Regions from separate parts of the Mus musculus genome. Here region 2 is linked to region 1. A link is a loop called in an ENCODE intact Hi-C map of the cell type or tissue named here. Cell type or tissue: heart. All regions are shown on one strand.

Evidence for each region. A loop is a pair of places that touch in the nucleus more often than their neighbours do. Peaks named below come from ENCODE experiments on the same cell type or tissue, not always from the same donor. Only the 100,000 strongest peaks of a DNase experiment are listed, where the experiment ranks them.
Region 2: it touches region 1 in a loop (2.5-fold over the local background); 5 of 42 quality-filtered maps call a loop at or near these places.

What each region holds. Positions count from the first base shown.
Region 1 is chr2:84,068,394-84,076,393 of GRCm38, reverse strand. No RefSeq gene overlaps it. Among named protein-coding and RNA genes, the nearest start is that of Zswim2, 130 kb to the right of the region's middle. In heart, no CTCF peak of the experiment used is centred here; no DNase peak of the experiment used is centred here.
Region 2 is chr2:84,178,862-84,186,861 of GRCm38, reverse strand. No RefSeq gene overlaps it. Among named protein-coding and RNA genes, the nearest start is that of Zswim2, 240 kb to the right of the region's middle. In heart, CTCF peaks have their summits at 511 (motif pointing left) and 3,050 (motif pointing right); DNase peaks (open chromatin) are centred at 521 and 1,971; H3K27ac peaks cover 750 bases.

The DNA of each region.
Region 1 (8,000 bases):
GTATCTTGCTCAGTTTGAGATGCCATAGAAAAATACCTGAAACAAGATATTCCAAAGATGGATTTCATACAGTTCTGAAGGACATCAAGACCAAGGTACTAACAGTTTCAGTGTTTGGTGATGCCATTGTCTGTTATTCCAAGATGAACCTTCTAAAGTCATGCCTTTACAGAGCAAAGGGACTGGAGGGCAAAAAAAGAAACCTAGCCAGTTCCCTATTTTGAGAAAAGTAGCACTACATGTGTAAGAGCAGATGGCTCACGTGTTAATGACCTCTGAAAGACCTTTTAGAACTATTCTACTAGGGATGAAGTTTCAGCATGAATTTCAGAGGAGATGCAAATATTCTAATGAGAGCAACAGGCATACTGATGACTTCAGACCTTGTTTTAATGTGCAATGGCTGAATGTAAAGAGAGTGGAGACGGCGCACCACCTAGCCCAGGAAGGATTTAATTCTTGGGGTTGAGGACCTTTGTTTCCTCCTTAGCTACTGCTCCACAGTCACCTTATTGAAATTAATGACACAGTAGCTGATTTGCAAGAATCAGCTTGCCAAATAGGTAGGTACCAAAGAAAATGTCTTAATTATGCACAAATTCTCAGCCTCAGGCAAGCCTGACCCGGTCTAGTGATAAGGAAAAGTCATAGGCAATATGAAAACGCAACCTCTCCCTTCCTGAGGATTCTTATTCAGATGAATCTTGCTTTCAACTCCCAAGTTAAGAAAACAACAATGAAAATACTAAAACATGACAAGAATACTGTGAAATACGGGAAAGGGACTTAGAAATAAGAGCATAAGAGTCGATGTCACAGGGACTCATAGGCTAGTGTGCAAAGATGGACCCGTGGAGGAAGCACAAAGGAGCCCATGTGATCTAAACAGAAAAAAAGTGGTCTGGACTGGAGTCTTAAAGAATGATGGTTTTACTCTTTTGCGTTGGATCACAGCAGACATATAGGACATGTATGTCAAGTGAAATACTTTAAGGCAAGCAAATTGCTGAAGACTTGCAAAGGTAACTGAAGCCTGGGCACACACTAGAATCAGGTCTGAGTCTGGAGAGGACCTGAGGTCTGAGGTAGGTTTGAGAAAAGTCTGAGGTAATGAGTCCTTTGCAGCTGTAAATCTGAAATGCTTCCAGGCATATTGTGGTAATTATGCCCTAACTTGTCGCCCTAGAAATAGCGTTTGTCTGATTTGCCTGGAGGTAGGGTTATCCTGTCAAATACTCTTTCTAGAAACATTTCAAGTAGCAGCTTGGAATGTGGGAAAATGTGATCACAGGGAAACTGAAATGTTAGTGATCAAGAGACTCCCAAGGCCAGTATGAAGAGTTATAGGTTCCCTATGAAGGTGGTAGCACACAATAGAAAGTTTCCCTTCTCTCTCTCTCTCTCTCTCTCTCTCTCTCTCTCTCTCTCTCTCTCTCTCTCTCTCTCTCTCTCTTCCTCTCTCTTGCTCTCTCACTTGCTCTTATGCTTTCTTTCCCTCTCTCCTTCCCTCCCTCCCTCCATCCCTCCCTCTCCCAGTCTCTCTGTCTCTTTCCCTCTCTGCCCCTCCCTCCATCTCTGTCTTTCTCCCTCACTGTCCCTCTCTCTGTCTCTCTGACTGTATCTCTATGTCCTTTGGAGAGACAACTGGTAAGCTGGAGAGCAAGGGCAAAGAGGAGACAGTAAGAACTTTCAGGGATGGTGGGCTCAGACAATTTCAACTGTGACTCACATGAGAAATCAATTTAGTATCCTAGAACTCCACTTCTCTTGGCCTTCTCAATCATATTCTCCTTAATGATCTCAATTAAAAACAAACATAACGGGTGCCTTCATATGTGGAAAGACCTTGTAAGGTCTGGGTATGAAATGTCCCTCAAAAGTTCATAGGCTGAAAAAGACTGGTCTCCAAAGCAAAAGTATCAAGAGATGAGGCCTTGGAGACTCTGATCTCATCAATAGATTGATTTACAAGTTGAAGCTTAATTTTTTGAGAGAGGGCCTACCACAAAAGTCTGCACTGTCTTTTTACCTCTTTCTGACCCCACCCCATGGTGTGTGTGTGTGTGTGTGTGTGTGTGTGTGTGTGTGTGTGTGTGTGTATGTGTGTCTGAGTATCTGGGTGACTATATCTGTGTCTGTCTTTTTCTCTCTGCTTCATGACCATCATAAAATGAGCAGCTATGCCTCCATCTTTTGCTCCCTGCCATAGTGTTCTTGGTTATCATAGTCCCAGAAGATGTGGTTTAATGTAGTGTTCCTGCATGAAAACTACTGAAACTGTTAATCAAGCTATTTCTTTCCTCATTTTAAGTTGATTTTGTCAGCTCAGGTATTTATCATAGCAATGGAAAAGTTAACTAACATATCTCTAACATAGTTCTGTTTAAATACTGTATATATGTACTGACATTTGAAAAAATTGACTTAAGGTCAATTTTTAGCTTTTCAATAGAAAAAATTACATGTCCATAAGACATGGATTATACACAAATGAAGGAATGAAACATTTGGGAGGGAAAAGATTCACTTTGGCTACATTAGTGATTTTTACAAACAATGCTTCATTTGCTTACTTTTTATATCATTCAAATAGGTGCTTATTATTATAAATATAAATACTGAGAAATTTAGGCTCACAAACATATGATGTTTTAAATTTTTTATATACAGGCTGAAACTGGTGAGGAGTTTGAAACTCAATTTTTTTTAGCTCTTTTTGCAAGAACCCTTTGAGATTAACCTTGCTTTAAAATATAAAAGCTAAGAATATAGACAAACAGTCCTATTAGACACCTAGCTCTCCGAACAGTCTATCAGGATCAATGCTCCGTTACTTTAATTTTATAGAGTTGTTATTTGTATAGCAACTGTTCTTCTTATGAACTTATATTCTTATGAAAAGAGTAAAGCAAACCATGATCCAGTTTTTTTTTCCAGCTGGGCCAAGACTGAGATTCGCAGACTGAGCTTTCTGTGTTGACCTTTGACACTGGCCTCTGGAAGGCTCCGTGGAGATCATCTAGTGCAGACATGTAGCTCCATCCCGGATCAGAAAACTGACCTCATCTGCGTCCTGGCAGAACCGGGTGTGTAGGAAACGCTAGTAAATCATGGGTTCTGCCTCTTAAAATTTTCAACTATTATTAAACTGCACTTGCAGTCCCCTCTGCAAACATGTCAGTTGGTCTTTCCAGACATTAAAAAGCACATAAGTATCTCCCAAGTGCCCTCATCACAAAGAAGAACACACACACACACAAAAAAGATCCAAGCACAGGAGGAGGAAAGGGTGGAGTGGTTAGCATCCGCTTTCTTCCTCCAGTGGGTTCAAAGCTGAGTGTTCCTGCCACTCCTACTTCAACCCAGACAAGATTATCTAGATGTGGGGACCACCCTGTGTTATCTCCACTTCCTGCAGAAACTAGATTATTATCTCTCATTTTATGTTTATTCTTAAGAGCCATCATCCCAAAACAATTGCTTTCTCTTTTACCCTTTGGGTTTTCTTTTCCCTTCCCACTTTATGAAACAGTGTTATATATAGTAGGGCAAGGCATGTTTGTCCTGGCTCTGTCTCTCTCAGGATGGCACATCTTCATTGTCCTTGCTGGTAAAGGAGAAGAGAGAAAAAAGAAAAGAATATATTTTATACTGACTATCGATATGATTTGGCATTTAATAATTGAAATTCTTTCAATCAAATTTTTAGTAACTCAAATCCACTAACAATATATTCCCCGAGGTAGAAGTTTTAAATTATACCCACACAAACTAGTTCTAGAGAGGGAAAACAAGGCTACTCTCTATGGCTACATGTTAACACAAGATTTTCAAGGCAAAGAATGGTGGAATTTTTTTTTCACATACCTAAGTTTCCCAAAAGTTTCCTCTACATTTCTTAAAGGAGAAAAGTAAAATACACAAAACAATGGCAAAATGTGTCTGGTGTCTCTAAAAGGCTCATAGTTACACAGGTTAGAATGAGGAAGCCTGTGGCTGTGTTTCCATGGCAGGATTCACTCTTTTCCCACCTCTCCCCTTCTTTCCATCTCTGCTCAAGTTCATCTACCAAGAGAGCAAAAATGGAAAACTGCTGTTTCGTGCTCCAGCAAGGAGAGCTGAGCAGCCCTTGGTCAAGATGCGTAGCTTTACCTCTGGTTGTCAATCAGTTTTTACACACATACACCTTATTATTATGAAATATTCTAAACACTTGAAAGTCTCTATTCAATGCCCTCGATTCCTAAGACTTCTCCTTTTGGGTTCTTCAGAGTTCTGTTTAAATATAGGCCAAGTCAGAGGAGTGACCTTTATGTACAGACAGCAAACCTACTTTCAGGAAAAAACAAAACAAAACAAAACAAAAAACCTGTTTCCAGCCACAGGACTTGAAGAACCTCTGCAAGCCAGAAAGTGGGGATGGTGTACAAAGGCCAGTAGGTTTAATTTTTGTGTTTAATGATAGTGCCAATGGTAGCAGCAGTGAGTTCTAGAGTCCTCAAACCCTGAGGCAAGGGGTGTGTATAGAAAAAATGAACATGGCCACTATGTAGAAGCTGTGCTTCAGGAATTCCCATTTTTAATTTCTGTGTTTTCTTTTGTCACAGAACCTCCAGGGTTCCTTACAATTGTGAGGGAGCCAACACTGTAGAGAAGGCTTTTTTTTTTTCTGGCCTGACATATTTTTGAGTGGGAAGGTTATCCAGAAAGCAAAAGTTACGAAGAGAAAAGAAAAGAGAAGAGAAGAGAAGAGAAGAGAAGAGGAGAGGAGAGGAGAGGAGAGGAGAGGAGAGGAGAGGAGAGGAGAGGAGAGGAGAGGAGAGGAGAGGAGAGGAGAGGAGAGGAGAAGAGAAGAGAAGAGAAGAGAAGAGAAGAGAAGAGAAGAGAAGAGAAGAGAAGAGAAGAGAAGAGAAGAGAAGAGAAGAGAAGAGAAAACTCAAAAGAGGAGCATGAAGCAATTTCCAGGCTCACCCCAAATTCTGCCTAGATACAAAAAAAAAAAAAAAAAAAAAAAAAAAGGTGTGGCAAAGGTTTTGAGAATGGCCCCATGTAAATCCCAATTGCCTCTCATAATAATCAGACTTAGGACTACCATACACCAAAGACAAAGGGAATTCAAGCTATAATCCTAGTTTGGTTGGCTGACGACCAAACAAAACCTTCAGCCTTCAGAGGATTTTCATCAATGTATAAAACTATAAAACATATTGTTTAAAGTTGTAAAGACATAATAATAACTAGGAAAAGTGAGCCAACATTCCAAAGGAAGAAGAATTGATAGCTGTCAAACTGAAGATGACCCAGATGTTGTAATAAAATTTTAAGGCATCTATTATCCATGGAACAAACAGGAATATCACTGAAATAAACAGAAACAAAGTCCTTAGCAGATAAATAGAAAATACTATTTAAAAAGAAAACAAAGGCAAATCTAAAAATTGAGAGATACAGTAACCATAACTTGCATAATTCTGTGCATAGGCTCAGTAAAATAATAGAGATAACGATATCATCCCTGGGTTTCAGAGTATATGGATGAAAAATCTCCAATAAACAATAGAGGAAAAGTGAGAAAATATTGACAAGAGCTACTAGATCCTGAGGTTAACATAATGGTAAAATCTTCATCCAGTACCACTGGAGACCATAAGACGGAGTAAAGAGACAATGACAGAGAGCACAAGTGGAAGGCTGGTGGATGAAAACTGGCCTCCCGAGTCTCTGAAAAACACATTTTCAATTTTAAAATGCAAGAAGTTGAGAAAACCACAAAAAGTTTACCCAAACAAAGGATTTAATGGGAATTATACCAGTGGAAAATTTAGAACTGTAGAACTATGGGAAAAGCAAGAAAAATGGTAAGTAGCTGAATAAATACAATGAGCTATTTCTTGTCTTAGTTCATTAAAATACAGATGAACTTTGAACTCAGCATTTATGAGACTTTACATGAAGATTGCTCTGCATGTATTTGTAATTCACATTACAGACTAGAAAACCAGAAGATGGACACAGAAGCCATGGGCAGAAGTTAGCCAACTTAACTTGACTGTAATTTAGAGGACATTTCATCCAATAACACCAGAGTATGCATTTCTCCTAAGCACACATGGAATTCTCATCAAGACAGGCCCCAAAACTAATTTCAATAAAGCTGAAGTAATTTGGGTCATGTAAATTATGTTCTCTAAATATTAGCAGGAAATACCTATAAATATTTAAAGATGAAAAGATTAAATTATCCACATGTCAAGCAAGAAGTTACATGGGAAACCTGGAAAATCCTTGAATTAAATGAAAATGTAAGTTAACAAAAAAAAGGCCCAAGATGAGGGCATGTTCCCAAAGATGCGACAAAAAGACCAAGTGCAGATGAATACCACTTCCCTGACAAATGAAAATGATAAAAACTCAGTAGCAACATCCTAGATTTTCATCTACTAGAAAATTGATTTTGTACTTGTAAAACTGTCCTAAATGAAATCTTTAATAAAATTTACCCAGTAGCTGTTTCACTGATAAATTTTGCTAAATATTTAATAAAAAGAAACAGCAGTAATTACTTATCTTCTCTTGTAGAGACCCAAGCTAGGGATATTTCTCAATTTATATTATGAGGTCAAGATTACTGTGACACCAACAATATCAACCAGCCAGATGCCCTGCCAGAGCTCCCAGGGACTAAATCACCCACTAAAGAGTACACATGGAGGGACCTATGGCTCCAGCCGCATATGTAGCAGAGGAGGGCCTTGTCAGACATCAATGGGAGTAGAGGCCCTTGGTTCTGTGAAGGCTTGATGCCCCAGTGTAGGGGAATGCCAGGACAGGGAAGCAGAAGTGGGTGGGTAGGTAGAACACCCTCATAGAAGCAGGGGAAGTGGGGTGTGATAGGGGGTTTTCAGAGGGGAAAACAGGAAAGGGGATAACATTTGAAATGTAAATAAAGTCAATATCTAATAAATATTTTCAAAAAAAAAAAAAAGATTTACTGTGGCACTAAAATCAGCCAAAACCAGCACATGAAGATTATAAAATACTACTCCTGATGATATAAACCAAAACATTGCCAACAAGCTTAATCAGGTAGCATATCTTTAAAAATATGGAAAATTCAAATATAAATTACCAGTTCACATCTCTTACAAGTGTCTATAAAATCAAATGAAATTAACTCCTTTTGGGTTTAAAATTAATTTCTCCCTTTATTAATATTACAATAACACATGTGGTTGGAATCCTATTTGGGTGTGTTTTTCCACTTCAATGTTTTCCACTTTGCTTCATAATCATGTTTACATATTTCTCATAAGCAATATATAACTAAATTTTTAAAATCCAATTTGAAGTGGCCTCCTGCCTTTTAGAGGTAAAATTAAGTCATTCGCATTTATTGTTATCACAGTTCTGTTTAGACTTGTTTGTAAGCTCCTGTTTATTTTGCTTCATCTGCTCTAATTTCCCTTTATTCTTCCTCTTCCTTGAATTAGAGCAGCAGAGACTGGCTGGGTTATGTTTGTTTTATACTCTATTGCTTGCCGTACAATGTTTATCCCTAAATATTTGGCACAGGCTCTTGACCTCACAGAGTGAAAGTTTATTCCGAGTCAGTCCCTGTTTCCCTCCAGAAAATAAAGATCTGGAAAAGCTTGAGCTCAAATTTTGTTATTGTTGCTTGTGCTTGTTAATTTATTCCTTGACAATTTTGTTCATGTGTGCGATACATTCTAGCCATTCTCATCCCTCCACCCTCTTTTTCCTCCTTCTACTCTCACCAACTTTTCCTCTTCCTTTCATGAATGACTTTTATGGCTTTTTGTTGTGTTTTTGCTTTATGTTCCACTAGGTTTAACAAGATATTCACATGGACATGAATGTAAGGCTATGCATTAGACCATGAGTACCTCATAGGTGGCCACATCACTGGAGGTAATGACTTTGTCTCTGAATGAGGGGAGCTCCTGAGTCACTCTCCCATCTATGACTAAATGTCACTGGCT
Region 2 (8,000 bases), 110 kb before region 1:
ACTAAAGATTTTAGAAAAAAATAAATATTCAATATTTACGTAAATTAGGTTTTGCATGCTTTTATTCACATAAATTTACTGAGATACTAAGTTTCAAAGGCACGGACTCTCAACCAGATAAGCAGACCTGCCAAGCCACTCCTTTAAACTGTGCAGTTGAATCTTCTGTGGATTCAACAGCAATCGATCGGTTCACTTTCAGTGTCGTCTTGTTAAAGTGACCTTAAGTTGTAGTGATTTGGGATTGGCAGAGAATGAGCTACGTTTTGTATATAGTAGAGTCATGCCAATCTTTCCAAAGTAGTTTTTCCCCCCATCAAAATCCCATCTGTTTTGCTGATGTGCCAATATCTGGGGTCTGTTTTTCATAATGTCATTTTGTTTGTGAGGATGTCTGTTCCTGAGGGCTCATGAGTTGGCTGACAATGAAAAAGTGGTCACAATGAAGCCAGGAAATATCCTGAAAAATAAAGCACAAGCCAGGAAAGACACTGCGCCCTGCTGGCCAGCTGTGCGGAGCTGTGGGGGAGCAAGGGCAGCAGCTGAGGACATTGCTCTGCACTGTGTCTGTGGTGGCTGAAGAGACCTCCAGTGAGTGATCATGGAAGAACAGAGCCTCAAGGCAGCTGCTGCCTGCTCCCTTCCCCCCAGAACTGCGTGAGCAAAGCGGCTCTGAGGAAAGCATCGGTTTTACAAAGAAAGAAAAGAAATATGGAAAATGCCTAATGACATTTTACTTTCTTATATATAACCCTTTTCAGAAACGTTAAGAAAGGAGAAAGGGTTGATTAAAAAGCAAACTGTGTAAATACTTTTGTAAAGTGTGTGTAAGTTTTGTTTTTGGTATTCAGCTAAAAGATGACAACCTGACTTGTATCTGATAGTTTTACATTACTAAACATTTTACCCCATTTATTCAACTTTGGGTCAATGATTATACCAAGGGGGAGATTTTTCTCCCTGATGTAGTCAAAGAGTTATAAAAGCTGTTGAAAATTTGTGAAGCAATGTATCTCTATTTTAGATATAATTTTCAGTGTTGCCTATCATAAATGCTTTGAAAATACGTTCATAACTTTAAAGGTTACCAATTCATGTGAATATTGCTCATGAAAAAATTTAAAAAGGATTTAGCCTTTATAATCCTCATTTGCCATGACGATCAACAAAATGTATGTTATATTATGTTCTATTTTGTAGCTTAAGGAAGCATGAACATTATCCAGTTACACTGGCATCCGGTCCAGATATCTTTGACTTAGAGACTTTTTAGCCCGATGGAGTTTTTAAACTAGGTAGTTTAAAAAACACAAAAGCTCTGGTTTATCAACGAATACTGTAGAAAGAACAGTGAGTCCAGCAAGTGCTATGAAGGTCGTGGCAATTCTATCTTCTGCACACTGTGGGCTGTAAGCTGGGTGGCCGCATAGCTAGGCAAGGAGGCTAACTCCTTAGAAGCGTGAAGAATGAGAATCCTCTGAGTCTCTTTTTTAATAAAGTAACTTAGCCATAACGAATGAAAGTGCTATAGAGATTTAAAAAGACGTTTTTGAGGGAAAAAAAAAAAACCTCATGAAATTCAACAGTAGAAAGACAACATTTCCTAGTTAGCTCTGTATCTGTGCAAAGGAAAACATTCACTCGGGAATGAACTGGAAGTTTCTAAAACTTTTTGTAAAATTCCATTTTTCAGTGACGGTGGCGCGGGGTGCTGTATCCCGGTGCCCTCCCTCTGGCTTTCATTCAGGTGATAGACAGGAAGAGGAGAGATCCAAAATCCCGCCTTTTCCCAGTCAGGCATAGCTTTTTCAGCTTGAGGTATAACAATTGTAGGAAGTGGTGAATGATGGAAACATTTTCCTAGAAGAGGAGGCTGAAGCCTAGGAGAACCACTCCTATCTGAGCTCTGACTACTTACCGAGGCATGAATCGGAGGAAGCTTGCCACACGGAGAAGGCCAGAACAGACCAACGTGACTAGGAGCTAGACTGTCCCTTCCGGAGTGTGATGGACTAGCACACTCCCGGGATGCAGCTTCCCCCGACATTTCCTGAGCTTTTCCTCATGACTGATCCCCTCCCCTCGCAGGATTCAATGGAAGGGATTACAGCTATATTTTAAAACAACCCGTTCAGAGGGCAGCTAGGCACCATTACAGTTCTGAAGCCACGCGCCCATGTGCCATTGCTGTGCTTGCAGTTCTTACAAGAGGCGGGTTGCAAAGGAAACAACTTGGAGATGGCCTTGCACTGAAGAGGCTAAAAGGAAATTCAGCTGCAGAGAGAGACTAGAAGAAAAATACCATTTCCTGAGTTGGAAAGCAAATCGTCCCATCATCCCTGGGCTTCATACACGGCAGCTTCAGTGGTCAGATAAGAGCAAATGGCTCAGTACTTGTGAGGGCTTTCTTTCCTCCCCCCCAAATATAAATCATCGCCGTTACCCTTCATCAGCTCTGTTTTATAGTTACAGGGGAAGATCGGTTACAAGAAGCACTCTCGTTACAAAGTGACCCTATCACTGGATGTCAGTGATAGCACAGAGAGACAAAATTGAAAATCGTCCTATTCTAAATAACCTAGCATACTGATGTACTCTACAACGTAGGAATAAATGAACACACTCGTTTTCTCATACACTTATTCAGGATCACACCTCACCCCCCCCCCACTGCCCCCCACCCCTGAGATGAATCTGTGTTTGTCAGCTGGGCAAGTACATGAACACAGACAACAGAAAATACCACTTACTCCTGAGGCCACTAGATTAATGATTAATAAGAGCTTAAGGAGGCAAGTAAGGAACTTTCATTAAATGATGAAAACACAAGGCATTTCCTGGGGATTTGCCTTTGATTAGAAGAAGCAGTTCAAAGCCCTGACCTTTCATTTCAGCCGGTCCTTAATCCTCAGGAAGTCCCTGGTGCTTTTCTGGCACTTTGGCTGTATTGCTATTTTAAGACACACTGTTGAAATCTCTCAAAGAAGATGATCTGTCTTTCAAAATCCTGTGTCTTGCAGTTACTCAGAACTCGTTAGCCACTTGGTGGCATTCCTAGGTCTGTCATGCAGTGGACAAGGGTATCCATATAAAAACACTGTTAAATCCGAGTTCTATGAGTCTCATGTGACTGAACAAGTTAATTTCCCCAGTAAGATTTTATAAACTGCTGCATGGGGATAATCACTTCCTAATTAATGCTGAATAAATCAAACAGTAAAATCACATGTTTGAAGTGTTCGGTACTTACCCTGATTCAGTTCACAGGTGTTGCTAAAATTTCAGGAATGCTTAAACTCTATAAAGCAGATTAATGTCTTGAGTGTTTTATAATTGCTTTCATGCATGTTTTCTTTTCTTTTGAGGGTTTTTTTTTTTATTTTTTGAGATTATAATCTATTTAAGCTATCTATATTATTTAGAACTTTCAGGAAATCTAATACAATTGAATATAATTACAGAATGCACATACAAATAATATACTGTTGTTGGCAAATGTAGCTGTTTTCATCTTATAATAAAATGTTCTTTATTTAGGGTCTACAGAATCCTAGATTCTGCTGGTAAAACCTCAGTATAATTAGGTATAGATATTAACTTTGGTACAGATATCTAGAAGATAGTATGCAATTTTCCAAAGCAACATGAAAAGCATCAAGATAATGCTTTGTCTTTTACTAAACACTTATTCACGGAGTTGGGGAGACGACTCAGTGGCTAAACACTTGTCATACAAGAATCAGAGCTTAGATCCACAAGCATCCATGTAGAGATGACTTGCTGAGAGGAAGACATAAGGGATCCCTAGAGTAAGCTGCTTTGCTGAACTGAGCAAATTCTGGGTTCAAGTGAAGGACCACACCTTCAATGCATAAGATGCATAAGGTGGACAGTGAGTGAGGAGAATGCCTGACATCACCTCTGTCCTCCACATGAATACACACACACACACACACACACACACACACACACACACACACTCCACATACACATAACTTCCCATTGTCAATTATAAACAGTGAGGTAATGAATATTGAGGAAAATACATTATAACAATTTTTAATTTTTGTTACATCCAGACTTGTGGTGTTAAAAGTAATCTATGTTTTTGTTTTGTTTTGTTTGTTTTGAAATGGAGTTTCTCTTTGTAGCCCTGGCAGTCTTGGAATTCTCTATGACCAGGCTGGCCTCCAACTAACAGAGATCTGCCTGCCTCTGCATCCTAAGTGCTGGATTTAAAGGCGTACACTGCCAAGCCTGGTATAGTCTATGTTTACTGAGAAAGAGGACATTTTTGACAAAGAAAATAGATACTAGAACAAATAAGTAGACAACTCTATTATTAGAAATATTATAATGGTAATTAGAATGGATTTGGGAATCTGCACAGAAGAGGAAACATGAAGTTCAGAAAACCTACCCAAAGGGGTTATTTCTTATTTACATCTAGACAAGTAAGTGAGTATATTTTGAAAGGTGGAAAGACCAGAAAGAACCTCTAGAAAGAGGAAATAACTTACTTTCACACAAATAATTGAAGGAGCAAAACGTATAAAGTAAATTGTAAGAAGCTCAAAAGAAATGGAAAAGAAACTTCTTGAAACTGAGATTTAAGTAGAGGCTAAAGATGAAGTTGACAACTATTGCAAAGTCCTTATGTGTCTTGCCAAGAAGACTACATGTTCTGTAGCTAATGGAAAACTACTAGAAAGTGTTAAACAGAGACAGACTTGTTTGGCAAAGGAATAAAGAGACAGACTAATTAGGGAATTACTGCTTTTTCCAGAAAGATCCATTTCTGATACGTATGAGGCAGAGAAAGGATAAATGTAGGCCTGGGGAAATTTGCCTTCCCTCTCCTTTCCCCACTCTTACCTTCCCAGCAGAGGATGCCAGAAAAAAAATATTCTGTGCATTACCACCGCTTCCCATGCCCATAACCTTCATAAGACAAAGAACATTTGAACATAACACAGTATCTAAATTCCCACCTCAGCCCCCTGAGACTTCTGAGTACTTGGAAAGTACCCTGAAAGATGGAGACACGGGGTCTGTTGAGCACATTTCAATGACTCCAAGATTCTCCACTCATACGCACTTGCCATAAAGAGAGACAGGGCAATATTTCTTTAAAGAGCAAAGATTAAGGCAGGGATCTTCTTGTTTGGTCAGTAGTTAGACTTGGACAAAGGAAAGGTTTAGGGTGAGAGAGTTCATTCAGTGTGTCAAACAGTTTTAGTGTAAGCCTCATGACCTAATGTTGAATCTGGAAACCATGCAAAGATGTAAAGAAAGAATTAACCGTATGAAGTTGTCCTCTGCCCTCCATACATGAACTATGGAAAATGCACCCCATCACACACACACACACACACATACATGCATACATTAAAAACCAGTGGGTTCACTTCACAAAGAAAAAAATTAGAAAAGTGTACCAGCCCAACAGTAATAGTGGGATAGTGAAGAAAGAGATTCGCCATTGAGGCATGACAACAGACACTACATAGCAGAAGCATGTATATAAAATGTATATATGTCACACAGGAGACAGGAGGAAAGGTGAACCCAGAATTTCTTTGTTGCACATATGGCATTATAATAGCTATCACTGTGCTCATACTATTACAACTAGTGGTGCTATTATTACCACTACATTTCTATGTACCAGCCACTAACTAAACATTTCCCTAATCTAAGAAATATAAAGGAAGAATGTGAGAAAATGAGAAATATGCATAGTGGTTACACTCTGATTTTGGTTGATACTCATCAAACTCTGAAATAAGCACTGTTGTGAGGTAAACATTTACTAGTAGCTAGTTAGATAAATGACCTTATTTAAAGAATGTAACTAAACAAGGAGTTTAAAATGTATTTACTTACTCATGATTTTTTTGCTCTCACATATATGACCAGATTAAAAATATTCCTAAATCAAGACACATACAATTCATTCAGGTGTAACATGAAATTATCTCATTTGGCCATAACACTTGACAGCCATGTCTCCTAAGTCATTTTTTCTACTGATCAGAAAGATTTTCATAAAGTCCTGATAGTTCAGTTTTATAAATTGTGCTATAAAATAACACATGTTCTAGTTATTTAGAATTAGCTTACTTCATTTAAAAACATAAATCTAGTGATCATCTTTTACATTTTTCAAGTTGGTCATCACTGTGGTCCAAACCCATGTTTGTCACCACAGATCTCACTAACAAATTCAAGAGCTTCTTTAAATATTGTAGGTCACTGACAAAATGAGATCAAAGCTCATAACTGATACACAGATTTAAACATCTTATGAATTCATCTTATGTCCAAGATTTTTCTGTTCAACATATAGTTTCTATAGACATGGCACAACTTATCTTCCACATCTATAGAAATCAGGAATCTAAGGGAAGATGGATCTTGACTCACTCAATAAAGTTGCATGTTCAGTTCCTCCAGGGTCTTTTCTGTTCTGACCACATGGTTCAGGGCAACAACCTTGCTAATCAGTCATTCAACCAGAGAAGAGACTTTTTCTCCTGACATTGTTTACATGTGGCCATCCTGGGACCTTGTAAATTGGAAGCCACAGGAGGATTATTATTCCCAAACATGAGAATTTCCCAAGGGCTGCCTTTATCCATCTATCTCTGGATGAAAAACAGTGTCAGTATGAACTTGTATCACTGAGAGGCATAGTATGTCTTGTGCCTGGCTATGAGCCTTCTTTAATCTCACTTTTAGAGACATTTGGAACATTATTCTTTGAATTTGCCCTGGAAGACTGATAACCTTGAATTAAATATTTTCTGGAACACTTAGCTGAGAAAAAGTAGTTAATCCCTCTGTGATTTGTAGCATTAAAATATTCTCCACTTGTAGTGTAAACAAAAGTATCTACCATATATTGCCATTGCAAGAGCTAACTGTAAACAGATAGATGCATTTCAGTTCATTTTGTTCCCCCAAATCCAGAGAATGTGGATATAAGAACATACATGATGATCTAGATATAATTGAAATCAAGACTTCTATAAATATTTCTCACTAGTTGAATAATATGTCAAAATCCTACCTGTATAGCAAAGACATTCAATAAAAATGTAGATGCTATGTGTGTCGAAATTAGGGTAAAATGATAATTGAGAACCGGGGATTGGAAATCATTGCATTAGAGTATCAAGACTAGCAAAATTAGGAAGTTGATCACCTCCTCAAGTTTTCATCTTCTGACATTCCTGTAATGGCAATTAATTTTCAACGTGATTTTTAGTGGCGACAAATAACAGAATCCAAACCACAGCATATCACCCATATAATAAAATCCAAACTTATTAATAATTTGATCTGAAGGACTTAATGTTGATATATATTGTTGATATTGCTCTAGAATAAAAACTGGACTTCTCTATGTTCATGAGCTTATGCTGTGACATTCCCTTGTCCATTTGCTGGGGATGTCCCTCCCTTGGGCTCTGTCTAACTGGATTGCTTTCATCTGGGTCTTATAAAATACCAACCATGGATCACACTGCTATCTTCATTGTCATTTTTTTTTCCTTGATTGATGTTTTCGTTACTGATATCTGTTCATGTTCTTACTTGCTTATTCATATCTTGACTACTCACTTTCCAGAATGTAAATATATAGGAGAACTTAGTTTTCATTGCAAATCGCAATTGGCAGTAAATTGCCTCATACATAAGAGAAATCAGGGCAAGAGTAAGCAGCCTGAAGGCTGTTAGTTGAAAACTTTTCAAGAACATGTGCCCCTGTGGCATGGTAGGGCATCTTTTGGGTATGTTCCCAAGAGTAGTATTGCTGGATTTTCTGGTAGATCTATTTCCAATTTTTTGAGAAATCTCCAGATTGATTTCCACAGTGGTTGTACCAGTTTGTAATCCCACCAACAATGGAGGAGTGTTCCTCTCTCTCTACATCCTCGCCAACTTGTGTTGTCACCTGAGGTTTTGATCTTAGCCATTCTGATTGGAATAAGGTA